2 separate regions of the Homo sapiens genome follow, and region 1 is linked to region 2. A link is an interaction called in ENCODE POLR2A ChIA-PET data of the cell type or tissue named here. Cell type or tissue: IMR-90. All regions are shown on one strand. Each heading gives the region's core, and the rest is flanking DNA. Links, peaks and the distances in the headings are about the cores only.

Region 1 (8,338 bases), core at 248-8,247, 63 kb after region 2:
ATCCTTATTGATGTTCTATAATTGTTGAGAGAGGGACACTGAATCCAACTATAATTGTGGATTTATCTATTTCTTCTTTTAGATCAATCAATTTTTGCTCCACATATTTTATAGCTTCTGTTGTTTGATGCATACACATTTAGGATTTCTGTATCTTCTTGGTGGATTGACCTTTTCATCATTGTCTAATGTCCCTCTCTGTACCTGGTATTCTTTGATCCGAAATCTGTTTCATCTGATATATTAATAAATCCACTCCTGCTTTGTTTTGGTTAATGTTTGCATGATATATCCCTTTCCATTCTTTTACTTTCAGCCTACATTTAATGTGTTTGAAGTTAGTTTCTTTTAGACAGGATATAGTTGGGTCATTTAAAAAATCAACTCTGCCAAGCCCTTTCTTTTAATTGATGTTTTTAGGTCACTCACATTTAATATAACTATTGATATGTTAGCCTGCCAATTTATTTGTTGTTTTCTGCTTGTTCCCTCTGTTTTTAGTTTCTTTGTTTTCTTTTACATACCTTCCAATGGGCTATTTGAATATTTTAAAAATACCCTATTTTGACTTATCCATGGTGTTTCTGAGTGTATTTCTTTGTATAGGTTTTTTAGTGGTGGCTCTAATTATCACATTGTACATAGAAACTTATCAGAGTCAACTGGTGTCAACATTTTACCAGTTCAAATGAAGTGTAGAAAACTTACCTCCCTTTATATCACTTTCCCCTGCTTTGTTTATAATATAATTGTCTTAGGTATTTCCTCTACATATATCTCAAACTCCTGGGCTCAAGTGATCCTCCTGCCTCAGACTCTCAAAGTGCTAAGATTATAGGTGTGAGTCACCATGCCCAGCCTCAAGATTTCATCTTTAACAATAGTTTTTACATGATGTGCCTTAATGTAGTTTTCTTCATGTTTCTTGTGCATGGCATTCATTGATTTCTTAAATTTGTGGGTTTGGAGTATTTATCAAAATTAGAAAAATTTTGGCCATTTTTTAAAAGTATTTTTTCTATCCCCTGTTCCTCTCCTTTGGAGACTTTAATTACACATATATCAGATGGCGTGAAGTTGCCCCAGAGCTCAATTATGTTCTATCCATTTAAAAAAAATGATTATTTTCTTTCTGTGTTTCATGTTGGATAGTTTCTATTCCTATGTCTTCATGCTCACTAATCTTTTCTTTTGTAATGTCTAATCTGCCAATAATTCCATCTAGTGTATTTTCCATGCCAGAAATTGTAGTTTTCCTCTCTAAAAGTTTGATTTGGAACTTTTAAAATGTCTTCTATATCTCCACTTAGCTTTTTGAACACATGGAACCCGATTATAACAATTGTCTTAATGTCCTCATCTGCTAATTCTAACATTTATGTCACTTCTGGGTCAGTTTTAATTAATAATTTCTTCATAATGAGTCATAATTTCCTGCTTCTTTGCACACCTATTTAAGTTTTGATTGAATGTCAGACAGTATGAATTTTACCTTGATGGGTGCTACATAGTTTTGTATTTCTATAAATATTCTTGAGCTTTGTTCTGGGATAGTTAAGTTACCTGGAAACAGTTTGACACTTAGGATCTTGTGTTTATGTTAGGTAGTCTTGAGCAGTACTAAGTCTTGGGCTATTTTATGCCCTACTACTGAGGCAAGATCTTTGTGAGTCCTCTATCCAATGTATCATGAATTATGAGGATTTCCAGCTTGGCTGATATGAACAGGTACTATTCCAGTTGTGAGTATCAGGTACCACTGTCTCTAGTCCTTCAGGGTGGCTCCTTCTTTGGCCTTGGGTAGTTTCCTCATGTGCATGTACTGATCAGTACTCTGCTGAATACTCAAGGGGCACCCTCTTCAGGTCTTTATAGAGTTCTGTATGTAGCTCCTTCTCCTCTAGCTATTAATACCTTGGTCTCTCTGAAGTCCCAGATCCATCTCCTTGACTCAAGGAAACCACTGGCACCCGCCCCTAGGTTCTCCCTCTCTGCATTGTAGCTTAGAAACTTTCTCAAGGCAGTAAGCTGGGACAATTCTTTTTTTTTTTTTTGAGACGGAGTCTTGCTCTGTCACCCAGGCTGGAGTGCAGTGGCGCGACCTCGGCTCACTACAACCTCCGCCTCCAGGGTTCAAGCGATTCTCCCGCCTCAGCCTCCCGAGTAGCTGGGATTACAGGCAGCCGCCATCATGCCTGGATAATTTTTGTATTTTTGTAGAGGTGGGGTTTTACCATGTTGGCCAGGCTGGTCTTGAACTACTGACCTCAGGTGATCTGCAAGCTGGAACAATTCTAAGTCTCACCTCATTGACTTCCTATCACCCAGGGGGCTTTGTTCTTTGCTGCGTGATGTCCAGTGTTTTGAAAAGTGTTTTTCATAGGTTTTATCCAGTTTTTTTTTATTGTTTGAGGCAAGAGGGTAAATCAGCTTGCTGTTATTCTATCTAGGGTGGAACAGTGACTTGCTTCCAATGAACAGAATGTGGAGGAAGTGACAACATGTTACTTTTGAGACTAAGACATAAAAGGTATTTTGGCTTCTTCATTGCTCTCTCTCTCTTTTGGATCAGTCGTTCTGGGAGAAGCCCGCTGCCACAAATTAAGGACATTCAAGCAGCCCTTTGGAGAGATCCAAGTGGTCAGGAAACAAGAATTTCTGCCAACAGCTAAGTGAATACGCCATCTTGCAACTGGATCCTCCAGCCTCAATCAAGCTTTCAGATGACTGACATCTTGGCTACAATCTCATGAGGGACCCCAAGCCTGATCTACCTAAGCCACTTATGAATTCCTAACTCATAGTAACTATGAGATGATGTTTATTAATTTAGACCACTACATTTTGGGATAATTTGTTACACAGCAATAAACAATGAATAGAGGTACCAAATTCTGCTCAAACTGTAGAAAGGATCAGTTGAATTTCTTAAATAATTTTATCCTTTTCCCATCCCCAACCCAGCCTAAGTAACAATGCACAGACAAAATCCCCATACTTAGCACTGGAGCATTTATACTCAAAACTTTCCCTGTGTGACTTTTGTCAAGAAATAAACCATGAGTTGTTATAAGCCTAAGGTTCTGTCAAAGCAACCAGGGTATGTTCTAACTCAAGAAGCATGAAGTAATATATATTATTTTCATTCTTTATAGTATCAACAGAGATGTTATCTTTCCACTTCCAATGAGGGAAACTAAGGCATTAATAAAAAAATAGATTTCAGTCATATATTACATTCATAATTCAGCAATGGATTTATGAAATTTCCTCTTTTGGAAATCTTAAATAAGACTTATATCCATTTGATAACGTATATTAGCAGCAAGGCTACCTCAAGGAAGGAGATGCATAGAACCTCTGGAAGTCTTTCTCTTCACTATGATTCTGAATTTTATACAAGGGAGAAAGGGAAGATTGAAATTTTGAGGAGGAGCATAGATAATTGTTTATGTATGAAGGAGCTTTGTAAAGACACTGCCCCTGGCCCAGCCATTGCCTTCCATAACCCTAGGGGGCAGTTTCACCTGAGTCTATGTGGAATGTAGAAAAAATATTTTCATGTTTTTGCATAGTTAGGGCTTTCTGAGCAAAGAAAACTGGTACCTGGGTTAAAGGGCAAGTCTTGGAAGTTAAAAGATGATTGAATAGTCAGAGACCTCAGAAGAGATTTAGAGGCTTCCCTCCTTGTGTGTTTACATTTCAAAGGGCATAAAAGGAGTCAGTTGTTTACATTTCAAACATCTGTCAATGCCAAGGTTTCTCTCCCTCTCTCTGGAGTGGAGCTTGTAGCCTATTTATACTCCCAGATTAATAATTTTGGATTTTCTCTTCAACAGTACACACCCCTATATATGCAGGATGCCCTCTGGCTCTCATGGTGTTACTCGGGGGCTACTGTGTGTGGAGAAGTAGTGCGGTTATTGTTATAAGTATTAATAACTGTGATCTCTATTCCAGAAACCTTACCACTGTATTTGCTTTCAGGGTAAAATGAATAAATATAGATATACTTACCACAAAAGGGAGGATGCACTCATGCTGATCTTGTACCATGTATAAACTGAACAGGGACATGCGGCTGGGGCCCATCAAGCTGCAGGCTAGAGAGAAGAAGTTCTGCAGAGCCTCACAGAGGTTGGTGCAGATGTCAGCCCAGGACGGTAGAGCAATGTGCACAATGAGAAGCCGTGGAGGTTGCTGGTCAATCTGAGTGTGAGTAGAGGGCCCTTTACCAGTAGTTCGCCCAGGATGCATGGCAGCAAAACCAGAGGGGGAACTGTAGCCACCAGCTGGATATTCTTTACACCTATAGGGAAGGAAAGAGAAACCACTGGTTTTCAAACTGAATTATGTGTGCTCTGTTGAAATATAAAATACAAGTCGAGGGAAACAAATCCAGAAAGGAGTCAGATTGGGTACTAAAGCTTGTCCAGGCCATCCTATTTTTTTTTTTTTTTTGAGACAGAGTCTCGGTATGTCACCAGGCTGGAGCGCAGTGGTGCGATCTTGGCTCACTGCAACCTCTGTCTCCCAGGTTCAAGCGATTCTCCTGCTTCAGCTTCCCGAGTAGCTAGGACTACAGGTGCACACCACCACGCCCAGCTAATTTTTGTATTTTTAGAGATGGGGTTTCACCATGTTGGCCAGGATGGTCTTGATCTCTTGACCTCACGATCCGCCCGCCTTGGCCTCCCAAAGTGCTGGAATTACAGGCGTGAGCCACCGTACCTGGCCCAGGCCATCCTATTTTAACAGCTCCCAAGAGATCTAGATGTTTGCCTATCATGTAAGCCTGAGAATGCTTAGAGATGCTGAGTGGAACTAATCAAAAGTTACACCAAAAAACTCAAGCTTCTGTCTCAAAGTAAGCTATCTGCCCTCATAAACTTTGTTTCTTTATTGGCATTTATTGCACTCTATTACAATTTGTTTCTATGACTGCCTCTCCCACTATATTGTAAGCTTCCCAAGGGTAGAGAACCTGTCTTGTTGATATTATTCATCAATGCCTAGCATATGTGTGTTTAGTACCTAACGAATAATTCTTAAAAATGAAAATATGACTACATTTCTCCTTGGTTAAAATTCTTTGGTTGTCTGAATCTCTTATAAGGTAAAATTTAAACTGTCTTTAAGACCTGTCATTACTTAATTGTTAGCCTCATTAGAAATTGTTCTTCGCCTCAAGATTTTCACGGAAACAATACCAAATATATTCACTTTAGTGCATTTGCTCATGCTGCTTCTCTGCCTCCAATACTCCTGCCTTCTTTCTCTACTGGCTACTTATACTTATCCCCAGGACTCAGATTAGGAAGTGAGAACAATTGAGAACAAAGAACCAATATAAGGAATGAGAAAGGGACATCATCACAAATGCTCAAACGTGAAAAGGGTTATAGGAGGACATAATGAATAGCTTTATGCTAATAAGTTTGATAAAGTGGACAAATTCCTAGAAAAATGTATCTAACCAATACTAAAGAAATTTTAGAAACCTAAATAGTCTATAATCATTAAGGAAATGTAATTGGTAATCAAATATCTTCCCACAAGTAAGAGGGTCAGATGATTTCACTGATGAGCTCCATCAAACATGCAAAGACCAAGAATTTCAATCTTTTTTTTTTTTTTTGTAGAGATGGGGTCTTGCCATGTTGCCCAAGATGGTCTCAAACTCCTGGGCTCAAGTGATCCACCTGCCTCGGCCTCCTGAAGTGCTGGGATTACAGGTGTGAGCCACCGCGCCCAGCCAAGAATTTCAATCTTAAACAAATTATTTTAAGAACAGAAGAACATATATAACAGGATACACTCCTCAACTAATTTTTTTTTTTTTTTTAGATGGAGTTTCACTCTTGTTGCCCAGGCTGGAGTGCAATGGCATGATCTTGGCTCGCTGCAACCTCCGCCTCCCGGGTTCAAGCGATTCTCCTGCCTCAGCCTCCTGAGTAGCTGGGATTACAGGCATGTGCCACCATGCCTGGCTAGTTTTGTATTTTTAGTAGAGACAGGGTTTCTCCATGTTGGTCATGCTGGTCTCGAACTTCTGCCCGCCTCGGCCTCCCAAAGTGCTGGGATTACAGGCGTGAGCCACGGCACCTGGCCTCCTCAATTAATTTTACGAGGTTAGCACGACCTTTGAAAGTGAAACCAGATAAAGGTGTAATAAGAAAAAAATTATAGGATAATCTCACCCATAAACTTGTAAAAATTCTAAATAAAATATAGAGAAATTGAAACTAATAATATACAAAAAAAAACAGCATGACCAAGTTGAGTTTATCCCAAGAACATAAGGTTGATATAACATTAGAATATCAATCACGTAATTCGTCACATTAAAAAAGTAAATGAGAAAAATGATATGATCATCCCAATAGACGCAAAAAAGCCTCTGTTTAAAACCCAGCATTTGTGCATGATAAAGACTGAGTAAGAATAGATGATAGGAATAATCTGACAAAATATATTTACAAAAAGAGAGAGCAAACATCATTCTTCATGGTGATATGTTGAAAGCTTTCCATGTAAGACAAGGAGCATGCTATCATCACTTCTATTCAGCATTATAGTGAAGGTAGTAATGAGGTAAGACAAATAAATAAAAGGCATTGCAATGGAAGAAAGAAAACTGTCATTGTGTGCCAATGATTGTGTATATAGAAAATCTAAAATAATCTACAGCTTTGTAATTTTTCCCAAAAGATCTCCTTGTCTTTTGTCAAATTTTAGTCTTAGGGATCTGTTGATTTTTAAATATTAATTTACATTTCAAAGAACTATCGATGACAAAGTTTCCCTTTCTCATCTTTTTAAATTTCATTTTTAGTTTGTTGCTTATGTATAGAAATATAGTTAATTAAAACAATCTTTTATAGAGATGGGGTCTTGCTATGTTGCCCAGGTTGGTCTTGAACTTCTGAGCTCAACCAATCCAACCGGCTCTGCCACCCAAAATGCTGGGATTATAGGCATGAACCACTGTGCCCAGCTATAATTAATTTTTGTATATTGACTTTAACAACCTTGCTGCACTCTCTTACTAATTATAATAATTTATCTATAGAACTTTTTGGATTTTTTTTGTTCTTAATCATATAATCTTTAAATAATCATATATAACAGGATACATGAAAAAAAAGTCAGATCATAGCAGCCAAAAGACTATTAATAACAATCTTGTTCACAATTACCCAAAACTGAAAAAAACACAAATGTCAATCTACATTAAAATGGATAAATCATAGTATATTTCCACATACAGCAATGAAGATGAATGAACTGCAGTTCCATGTGGCAACATGGATGATTCTAAGAAACATAATATTGAGTAAAAGCAGCAAGACACAAAGAATACATACACATGTAGCATGATTTCATCTACATTTTAAAAATAAGCAAAAGTAGTTATATTGTTTAGAGGTGCATACACAGTGATAAAATTATAAAGAAAAGCAAAGAATTGATTATCACAAAAATGAGGGTAGTGATTTTCCCTAGGAAAGAATGAAGGCATTATGATGAGAAGAGACAAAAGAAGGGGGTCCTGGGGTGTTGGTAATGTTCTTTTTTTTTTTTTTTTTTGAGACAGGGTCTCGCTCCATCGCCCAGGCTGGAGTGCAGCAGTGGCCCAATCTCAGCTCACTGCAACCTCCACCTCCCAGGCTCAAGTGATCCTCCCACCTCAGCCTCCTAAGTACCTGGCACTACAGGCATGCACCACAATGCCTCTCTAATTTGTGTGTTTTTTTGGTAGAGACAGGGTTTTGCCATGTTGCCCAGGCTGGTCTCAAACTCCTGGGCTCAAGCAATCCTCCCACCTTGGCCTCCCAAAGTACTGGGATTACAGGGATGAGCCACCACTTCCAGCCTAATGTTCTATTTCTTGATCTTTATTGTGGATATTGGGTATTCACTTTCTACTATTAAACTACACATTCATGTTTTATGACATTTTCTGTATATATGTTATATTTAATAATAAAAATATTTCAAGAAGAACATTAGGACAATCAAAAGAAAACAAAAGAAATATGATAAAAAAGATAGCTAAAAAATATGTCCCCACCTCTGAGAACTAAAATCATTCTATATAATTGTTTTTAGCTAAAGAATGTAGGGAAAATTAAAGCTTATTTGATTTCCCCTGTGACAATACAAAGATAATTATGATAATTTTCAGAAACACTTTGGAATTTAGAATCTTTAAAAATGATCTAAGAATACATAGATAGGCCGGGCGCAGTGGCTCACGCCTGTAATCCGAGCACTTTGAGAGGCTGAGGCGGGTGGATCTCAAGGTCAGGAGTTTGAGACCAGCCTGACCAACATG
Region 2 (8,338 bases), core at 36-8,035:
GGAAGGGAATACTTTTTCCCATCCTTATTATTACTATTTTTTTTTTGAGACAGAGTCTCACACTGTTGCCCAGGCTGGAGTGCAGTGGCACGATTTCGGCTCACTGCAACCTCCGCCTCCCAGGTTCAAGCGATTCTCCTGCCTCAGCCTCCCAAGTAGCTGGGATTACAGGCATCTGCCACCACGCCCAGCTAATTTTTTATTTTATTTTATTTTTAGTAGAGACAGGGCTTCATCATGTTGGCCAGGCTGGTCTCGAACACCTGACCTTGTGATCCACTCACTTCGGCCTCCCAAAGTGCTGGAATTACAGGTATGAGCCACCGTGCCCAGCCTATTATAACTATTTTTTGAGACAGGGTCTTGCTCTGTCGCCCAGGCTGGAGTGCAGTGGTGCGATCTTGGCTCACTGCAACCTCTGCCTCCCGGGTTCAAGTGATTCTCATGTCTCGGCCTCCTGAGTAGCTGGGATTAGAGGTGCGTGCCACTATGCCTGGCTAATTTTTGTATTTTTAGTAGCTGTGGGATTTCACCATGTTGGCCAGGCTGGTCTTGAACTCCTGGCCTCAAGTGATCCACCTGCCTTGGGCTCCCAAAGTGCTGGGATTACAGACGTGAGTCACCACACCAGGTTATAGTTCCTATAACTTTTCCCCTACTTAGGACATTTGAGTTGTTTCTAATTTTTCACCACTGTAAATAACACCGAGATGAACATGCTGGTACATATATCTTCATCCCTTTCCTGACTGTCTTCTTTGGCTACATTCCCAGCAAAAGGAAAGGGTATCATTTTCCGGAAAATTTACATCCTCTCTAGCAGTGTATTAAAATGTCAATGTATGTTTAAAATATCAAATACTGTAAGAATGTATTGAAGCCACCTGGGAGAAATTCCTCCCATGTGATGTATCATCTCAGATTCTGAGGAACTGGGTGGAGTAAATAGTAAACTGAGCTGTTGGGCACTAACAGTTACAACGGCTCCGTTGTCTCTGCTCTGCAAAGACAGGAGATGGGTGTTCTTCAGACAGGAAACAGGAACTCAGTGGGTGGACCTAAAAGGGAGTGCGGGCTTCGAAACAGGAAAAAAAGAAGTCTGCTTCTGATAGTGAAAGAGATGCATTGCTGTGCTGTCCTGATCATCCTACTAAGTCAAACCTTTATTCTATATCTGTCCTTGCATTCTATTTGCAGTTGTTTTAATTTTGCTAAGTGTTGTGTTAGTTTCATGTGACTGCTTTTATTTTTTCCATTTCAGGGAATGACATCCATCTAGTTGTTCAAGTCAGAAACCATGCAGTTATTTGATACTTCCTCTTTCTCACTCCCTATATCCAATCTCTCAACCAAGTTCTGACAATCTTCTCTCTAAAATATTTCTACACTTGGTCATAGCTAAAAGGCCAAGAAGCGATTCTAAAATATTTCTCTAATTGGTTTGCTCATCTCATCTTGACTTCCAATGTTCTAGTTCAAACCACCACGGTCTCTTGACTAGTCTACTGCAATACCCTCCTAGCTCATTTTCATGTTTCCATTTTTGCTTCTGCGAGTTCATTTCCAAATTTCTGCCCAAGTAATATTTTAAAAACTGAAATAGATAATGTTATTTCTCATGATTTGTTTCCCTAAGTCCAAATCCTTAATTTGGCCTACAAAGCTTTGCATGATTTGACCCCTGCTCACCTCTCCAACCCTACCTTTTGTCACTCTCTCCCTTCCTCCCTGTTTCAGTCACAATGGCTTTTCTGTTCTTGATTTTTCTCTCAGCTCTTTCCAGCCTTAGGGTCTTTGCACATGCCTTTCCTTACACCTGGAATGCTCTGCCTGCCACCCTTCACCTGGTTAATTCTCACTTATCTTGTAGGTCTTAGTTTAAATGTCACTTCTATAGACAGGCTTTCTTATAGCAGCTTTTTCTTTTCCTTTATAAACTTCTCATAATTAAGAATATATACATTTCTGTTTCTTCCATTGGAGAGTGGGTTTCTTAAGGTCATAGGTAATGTCTTTTAGGTCACTACAGAATATATATCTAGGGCTTGACACAATGTCTGGCATAGACTAAATGCTCTTCATTTAAATGAACCATAACGTCTATCAGTGTTAGGAAGGAAGTAGGTTTTAAAATACAGGTACGTACGGAAAATTCCCTGTTGCCATTTAAATGTTAAGCTTGCCAATCGGGGATTTTCAAGTTTAGTGTTGTATAACTGAATTCAGGAATTATTCTCTATAGCATGAAACCAACAAAAGGCAAGTCATATTTACTCCAAATTTCAGAGTATTTCCAGTTTTTTCTGTCTTCTTGAGGGTTGAGGCAGATTTAGGATTGGGCAGAGTTAGTTAGCTGCTTTTCTGTGGTTGGTACTTTAAAAACGATTCTTCTTTTTCACCTGGGGACATGGGTACTCACCAGCAGGCTGTGACACAAAGCATGGAAATGTTGCTGATTTGTCTCCAGCTCATCCCAGTCCAGCTGCCAACAGCTTGTAGGTCTGAGGATGAACGGGAGTCCATATGTCAATGACTCGCAGAGCCCGCTAGATTTTAAAGCCCTAGGAAGAGATAATTACAGTCAAAGACTCCTTAGTGATATCTAGAACCTCCACCTAGATCCACTTCAATTCAGCTTAACTCTAAGACAGTACTGTGAAAGCTTTTAAATTAGTGTCTGTGAACTATGCATCTTTGTATGGCCAGCATCTAGCATAGTATCTAGCACACAGAAGATTGTCAAAGTTCAGGAACCTGTGCATGGGCACAGTGGTAGGAACTGGGAAGAGTTGAAGCAGACTCTGCCATTATTGCTAATTCATTGTGTTTTTTTGTTTTGTTTTGTTTTTCTTTCAAGATAAGGGCTTGCTCTGTTACCTAGGCTGGAGTGCAGTGGTTCAATTAACTCACTGCAGCCTTGAACTCTTGGGCTCAAGCGATCCTCCTGCCTCAGCTTCCCAGAGTGGCTGGGATTACAGGCATGAGCCACCGTGCCTAGTCTGCTAATTCTATCCTACAATTGGTTCTCCTGGAAGAAGGAATTCTAGTACTTAGAGAAATGGGAGGGGGCAGGGGTAGATCCTATGTACCACTTACTCCTTGAAGGTTGGATCTCTGTCTTGATGCCTAAACAAAGTAGCTATTCAATAAACATTTACTAAATGGATAAACACCTTTTTAATGAGTCAAAAGAAAAACAATCCTCATGCAGACCTCAGAGTGTTCTACTGCAGCGCTTCTCCCACCATCTGCACATTTGGCCTCCACATGCTGAGTAGCCTGTCTTTGCTTCCTCATGCCATAGCTGTAACTGCTACTTCGGAACTGACTCTTGCCTGCCTGACACTTAAGAGATACCATCTATCTCTGGAGTTCCTAGCCACAGAACCACTAAGAATAGCATTTGCATGGATTGGGGAGGTTCCCTTGGACCATACTTGATCACTTGGAGCTTGTAATGAGAGGCCGATGACTGGGAAGCCATCTGGTAGAGTGTGATGAAGTCTCCTTTAGGGTCATCCATTCTCAAGGAGCCGTCAGCTGTGCCAGCGAGTAGGGATGGGCAGAGCAGTCGCTCTTGGAGATCACATTTCAGACACACTACAATAAAAGGAGATTACATTTCAGACACACTACAATTGGAGGAAGGATTGTGGGTAATAAGTTACCTTAGGCTATGCCATTAAGAGACAACATCTGCTACCCATTCCATCTCTACCAGGCAAGCAAGGGATAGGAGGAGGCAGGAGAGTGGAAAGAGGAAAGCCTGACTGGTTTGGAAAGGGAGAACAGGTCTGGAAGCTATAGTATCTCTATCGCTCTACATAAAAGTTAACTTATCTTCAAGAGTCTGACATGATCTTTACTTGTTTTACTTCTGGGCTGGCTGAGCAGTTGTCTCATAGTGAGACATCTGGCTTGTGATCCAGTCTGAGGAACATGTATCCTCTGTGGAGGAGGTAGCTAATGCCAAAATATGCAGAGGCCCTTTGGCAATCACAGAAGGAAATCTTGCTTCTGCTGCTTCCTTGTGGCTAAGCTTTGGCAACAGTGCAGGTCAGATGAAGGAAGAGCAGTAAAGCAGAAGTCAGGCAGTCAGATGACTGCTACTGTTTCTCTGTGGGCTCGTTCAGGGACATTCAGAGTGGGGGGAAAGGAATAAGTTCCTGAAATAGCTTATTTTTTAATTCCCCAAAGAAACATGAATTTAGGACCTTCTGGGCCTTGGAGCATCACAGTGGCATCAGACAACAGTTCTGAGGAATGCTTAGGCTAGGTAGGAGTTACTCATCTAGGTATTTTACTCTTCTGCATTAAGCTTCTGCTCCAGTAGGTAACTGCATATGCCATAGTGTATGATGATCTGTTACACAAGCTTAAATCCTTGATATTACAAAGTTCTTCAATAAAACGTATACCTGGCTTGAATAGTGATAACAAACTTGTGAATATACAAATGTTGAGTACTTCTGAGAAGGCTGGTAGTTGATGCTAGTGACTTGTGAAATGACTGTACTAACTGCAATATGAGGTAAAAAACAACATAGAAAAAAATAGAGTGGCAGAACAGATGTTAGATCCAGCTGGCCCTCCTGGGCCCTGTGAATAAGACCTAGACATTAGGTCTTATCACATTAGACATTGTGAATAAGACATTCATTCTGGGTGAGACGGCCCTCAGCCTGACATGTCCCAGAGCACAGGAAGTCAGTAGGAGGGACTTTGCCTAGGACTCCAGCTTCCTCTTATTTCCTCTGTGCCTGACTTCTCCATTTCCGGTCCTGAGGCTTTAGGACTGGACAGCTGTGTTCATCTGGCAGAGGTTTTCAATTCTGGTTGCAGTAAGAATCATCTAGGGCAGCAATCCTCAATCATTTTGGCATTAGCGACTGGTTTCATAAAAGACAATTTTTCCATGGGGTGGTGGGGGATGGTACTGTTCCACCTCAGATCATCAGGCATTAGTTAGATTCTCATAAGGAGTGCACAACCTAGATCCCTTGCATGTGTAGTTCACAATAGGGTTTGGGCTTCTATGAGAATCTAATGACATAGCCGATCTGACAGGAGGCGGAGCTCAGATGGTAATGCTTGCTCACCTGCTGCTCACCTCCTGCTGATCCAGTTCCTAACAGGCCACAGGGGTTGGGGACCCCGATCTAGGAAACTTGAAAAAGATACTGATGTCTGGGCCCTACCCCAGACCAACTGAATCAGGGTCTCTGGGGGTGAAGCCCAGACACTGGTATTTTATTATACTTTAAGTTTTGGGGTGCATGTGCACAATGTGCAGGTTTGTTACATATGTATACATGTGCCATGTTGGTTTGCTGCACCCATTAACTCGTCATTTACATGAGGTATTTCTCCTAATGCTATCCCTCCCCCAAACCCCCACCCCATGACAGGCCCCGGTGTATGATGTTCCCCACCCTGAGACACTGGTATTTTTTATAAGTTCCCCATGTGATTCTTACTGCAGCCTGGGTTAAGAAATACCCAAACTGTGGTCTCAGCAGAGTGTCCCAAAGCTGGGAAAGCTGTTTTAGCTGGGCTTGAATCTAGAACCAGGTGTGCTTCTCCCACCCAGAGCCCAGATGCAGATGTGGCAGACACCATACCTAAGAACAAGAAAAGAAACTCATGTGTAACTCACTGTGTGCTCTGTCAGAGGAACGCCTTTCTAAGGGAAGCACCTAAAGACGGGGTGAAGGGCCCTAGGCAAAGAAGCAGCTGGCATCAGATAGAGAACCTTGTAAGAAGGAGTCAGAGTGAACATCTGAGATGCATACCCCAAAGAGTCTAGAGGAGGAAAGCTTGGGTTTTTTGTTTTGTTTTCTTTCATTTTTTGTAGTGAGCCATACTCCAGAAATCTACATGTGTGGCAATACATCAATTTTTAAAATAATAATGCCAGCATAATCTTTATTGTGTTTAAAATCTCAGGTGGGTCACATCCACCCTAGAAGAGGCCTAATTTCCCCAGACCTCATTCCAGCTGTGCCTAAACATCTGGATTCCAGTGAAGACCTCCCCAGCAGAAAAGCTGACTGCAGTCTGGATATAAGTTCCACTGTGCATCCCGAAGACCTACAGATTTCTGAAAAAATGATTATAGATGGAGTTAAATATTCTGGCTCTGATCCTGGTGCTGAAAGCTTTGGAAAGACAGAGGGGAAGCTAGAGAAATTCTGATTAGCACCATGGGCAAATGCCATGTGATAGTGGAAGAAAGGCTGGTTACAGGAGTTCCTGGCCTCTGAGGGCACCAGCCCTCCTAATGAAAGAAGTGAATCTCTAGCCCCTTTGTTCAGAATTGCTTAGCATGAGGCAGGTTAATATAGTAGATAAAGGCCCAGGTTCTGGAGGAAGATAGACCTGGGTTTATTGACATTGTCTGGGCTGAGAGTGTCAAGTGTACAAAATATAGATTTCTGATCCTAAGGGTTAAGAGTGGGCCCTGTTGCCTGGCTTCAAATCCTAGCTCTGCTACTAATTTTCTGTGCAGCCCTGGGAAAGTGTGCTTAATTTCTCTAAGTCTCAGTTTTCTCATATGGAAAATGGGGGTAATATTGTATTTAATTGATTCTAAGACACATTTTTTTTCATCTCTGTATGTGTCTTACAATTGCCATTGGCCAGGCAGGCACTCTAAGTCCTTACTTACTACTCTAACCTAAAAGAGCTCTCTCGATACAGGTAAAATACTACTTCTAAGTGACAAGAAAGAGCTGTGTAATGTTTAACGGGCAATGTCTTCTTTCTTTTTTTTAAAAAAAAATCTTTATTATTAAAAACATTTTTTTAGAGATAGGGTCTCACTCTGTTGCCCAGGCTGAAGTGCAGTGGCTCCATCACAGCTCACTGCAACCTTGAACTCCTGGGTGCAAGTGATCCTCTTGCCTCGGCCTCCTGAGTAGCTGAGACTACAGGTGCATACCACTGTGCCTGGCTAATTTTTTATTTTTATTTTTTGTAGAGACAGGTCTATGTTACACAGGCTGTCATTAATTCCTGGCTTCAACGGATCCTCCCACCTTTGCCTCCCAGAATGCTGGCATTACAGGAGTAAGCCACTGCACCTAGCCTGTTTTCTTTCTTACTGGTACATAAAATAGTGGTGTACCTTACAATTGATAGCATCTTAGATTCAATGACATATGGTAACAGTATCTGCCTCATAGTGTTATGTGAAGATAAAATGGGATAATGCAAGAAATGAAGTTAGTGCTTGGCACAGAGGCAGGGCTTAATAATGTTAGCTATACACTAGCTTCTATATAAAGTTGCTAGCTGCCTTAAGTAGGGAAAACAGATAAGTGAAGTCCAGAGGATAGGACAGGGAGAAATTGGTACTATCAGCCTTGGACAAAAGAGGTGGAAAGGAGGTTCTGGGAAGAATATTTTACACAAAGAAAAGACAGATTAAAATCAAGTTAAGTTGGCAAAGACATTCTGGGCACTAGGTTGAAATGGGGGAGAGAGGAAGAGACTTGACGGCCATCCCTAGACAGAAAGGGTCTTGGGAAGCCTTAATCCTGTGTAGTAACACCTCCAAAAAGCCCTCCCCTGTCCTAAAGAAACAATGGTCATAAAGAGTTCTATTACAGCTGAAGAAAAGGAACATATATAAAAACTCAAATATACTGCCAATGGCCAAGAAAGAGCTCTCAAAGGAGGCGGTAACCCCAGTGAGTCGTGTCAAAACTTATGAGAAGGGCTTTGGTAAACGTCATGTTCAATCCATTCTTCAACCCTCAATGATCTCTGTAGCCACTACCACTACCAGTATTCTGTTCAATGAGAAAGATGGGTACAAATTCCCACCCCTAAAGAAGATATACTTTGGTCATTTCTCTTTGGAGCTGGTCTTTGAGGACCCAGCTTTCCCAACCTCAGTGTGGCTGATTAGACTGATAGATGGGCCCATCTATCTGCAGGCCCAGCCACCCCAGGTCCCGCCTGAGCCAGCCTTCCGAGGAGATGGGAGAATGGAAATGGCCTTATTCCTGTCATCTAGTGGGACCTGGAATGAAGTATAATTGCCAGGCAGAACAGTATCCATTATCCAGGATATTTTTGGCATGACCAGAACACTGGATTGATCTCTCGGTTTCAGTAATTGCCTGAACTGCTTTGTGAACATGGTCTTGGGCACAGGTTGTCCTCCCTGGGGCGTATCTCTGTAGGTTCTTTAGTTTTCCCCCATTTGCTGCCTCCCTAGCGAGAAGATCTTTATTTAACCTTGGTTCTCTTCCTCTCGCCACAGGCTGTATTGATATTGTTGAGGTAGCAGCATGCTCCAAACTATAATGTCAATTATATTTACCACATTAAA

The links. Peaks named below come from ENCODE experiments on the same cell type or tissue, not always from the same donor. Only the 100,000 strongest peaks of a DNase experiment are listed, where the experiment ranks them.
Region 1: POLR2A ChIA-PET joins it to region 2 with 11 read pairs; 6 of 35 experiments call an interaction of 5 or more read pairs at or near these places.

What each region holds. Positions count from the first base shown.
Region 1 is chr2:74,636,019-74,644,356 of GRCh38, forward strand. M1AP (meiosis 1 associated protein) reads right to left here. Exons shown (of 11, transcript NM_001321739.2): 2 at 4,018-4,309. The coding sequence starts at 4,257. Among named protein-coding and RNA genes, the nearest start is that of M1AP, 8.1 kb to the right of the region's middle. In IMR-90, for the core only: no CTCF peak of the experiment used is centred there; no DNase peak of the experiment used is centred there; H3K27me3 peaks cover 1,202 bases.
Region 2 is chr2:74,573,019-74,581,356 of GRCh38, forward strand. M1AP (meiosis 1 associated protein) reads right to left here. Exons shown (of 11, transcript NM_001321739.2): 6 at 3,438-3,600; 7 at 2,420-2,561. Among named protein-coding and RNA genes, the nearest start is that of DOK1, 22 kb to the left of the region's middle. RefSeq lists enhancers at 4,467-4,646, 5,466-5,565. In IMR-90, for the core only: a CTCF peak has its summit at 4,037; DNase peaks (open chromatin) are centred at 903, 3,243, 3,963 and 4,663; H3K4me3 peaks cover 302 bases; H3K27ac peaks cover 3,609 bases.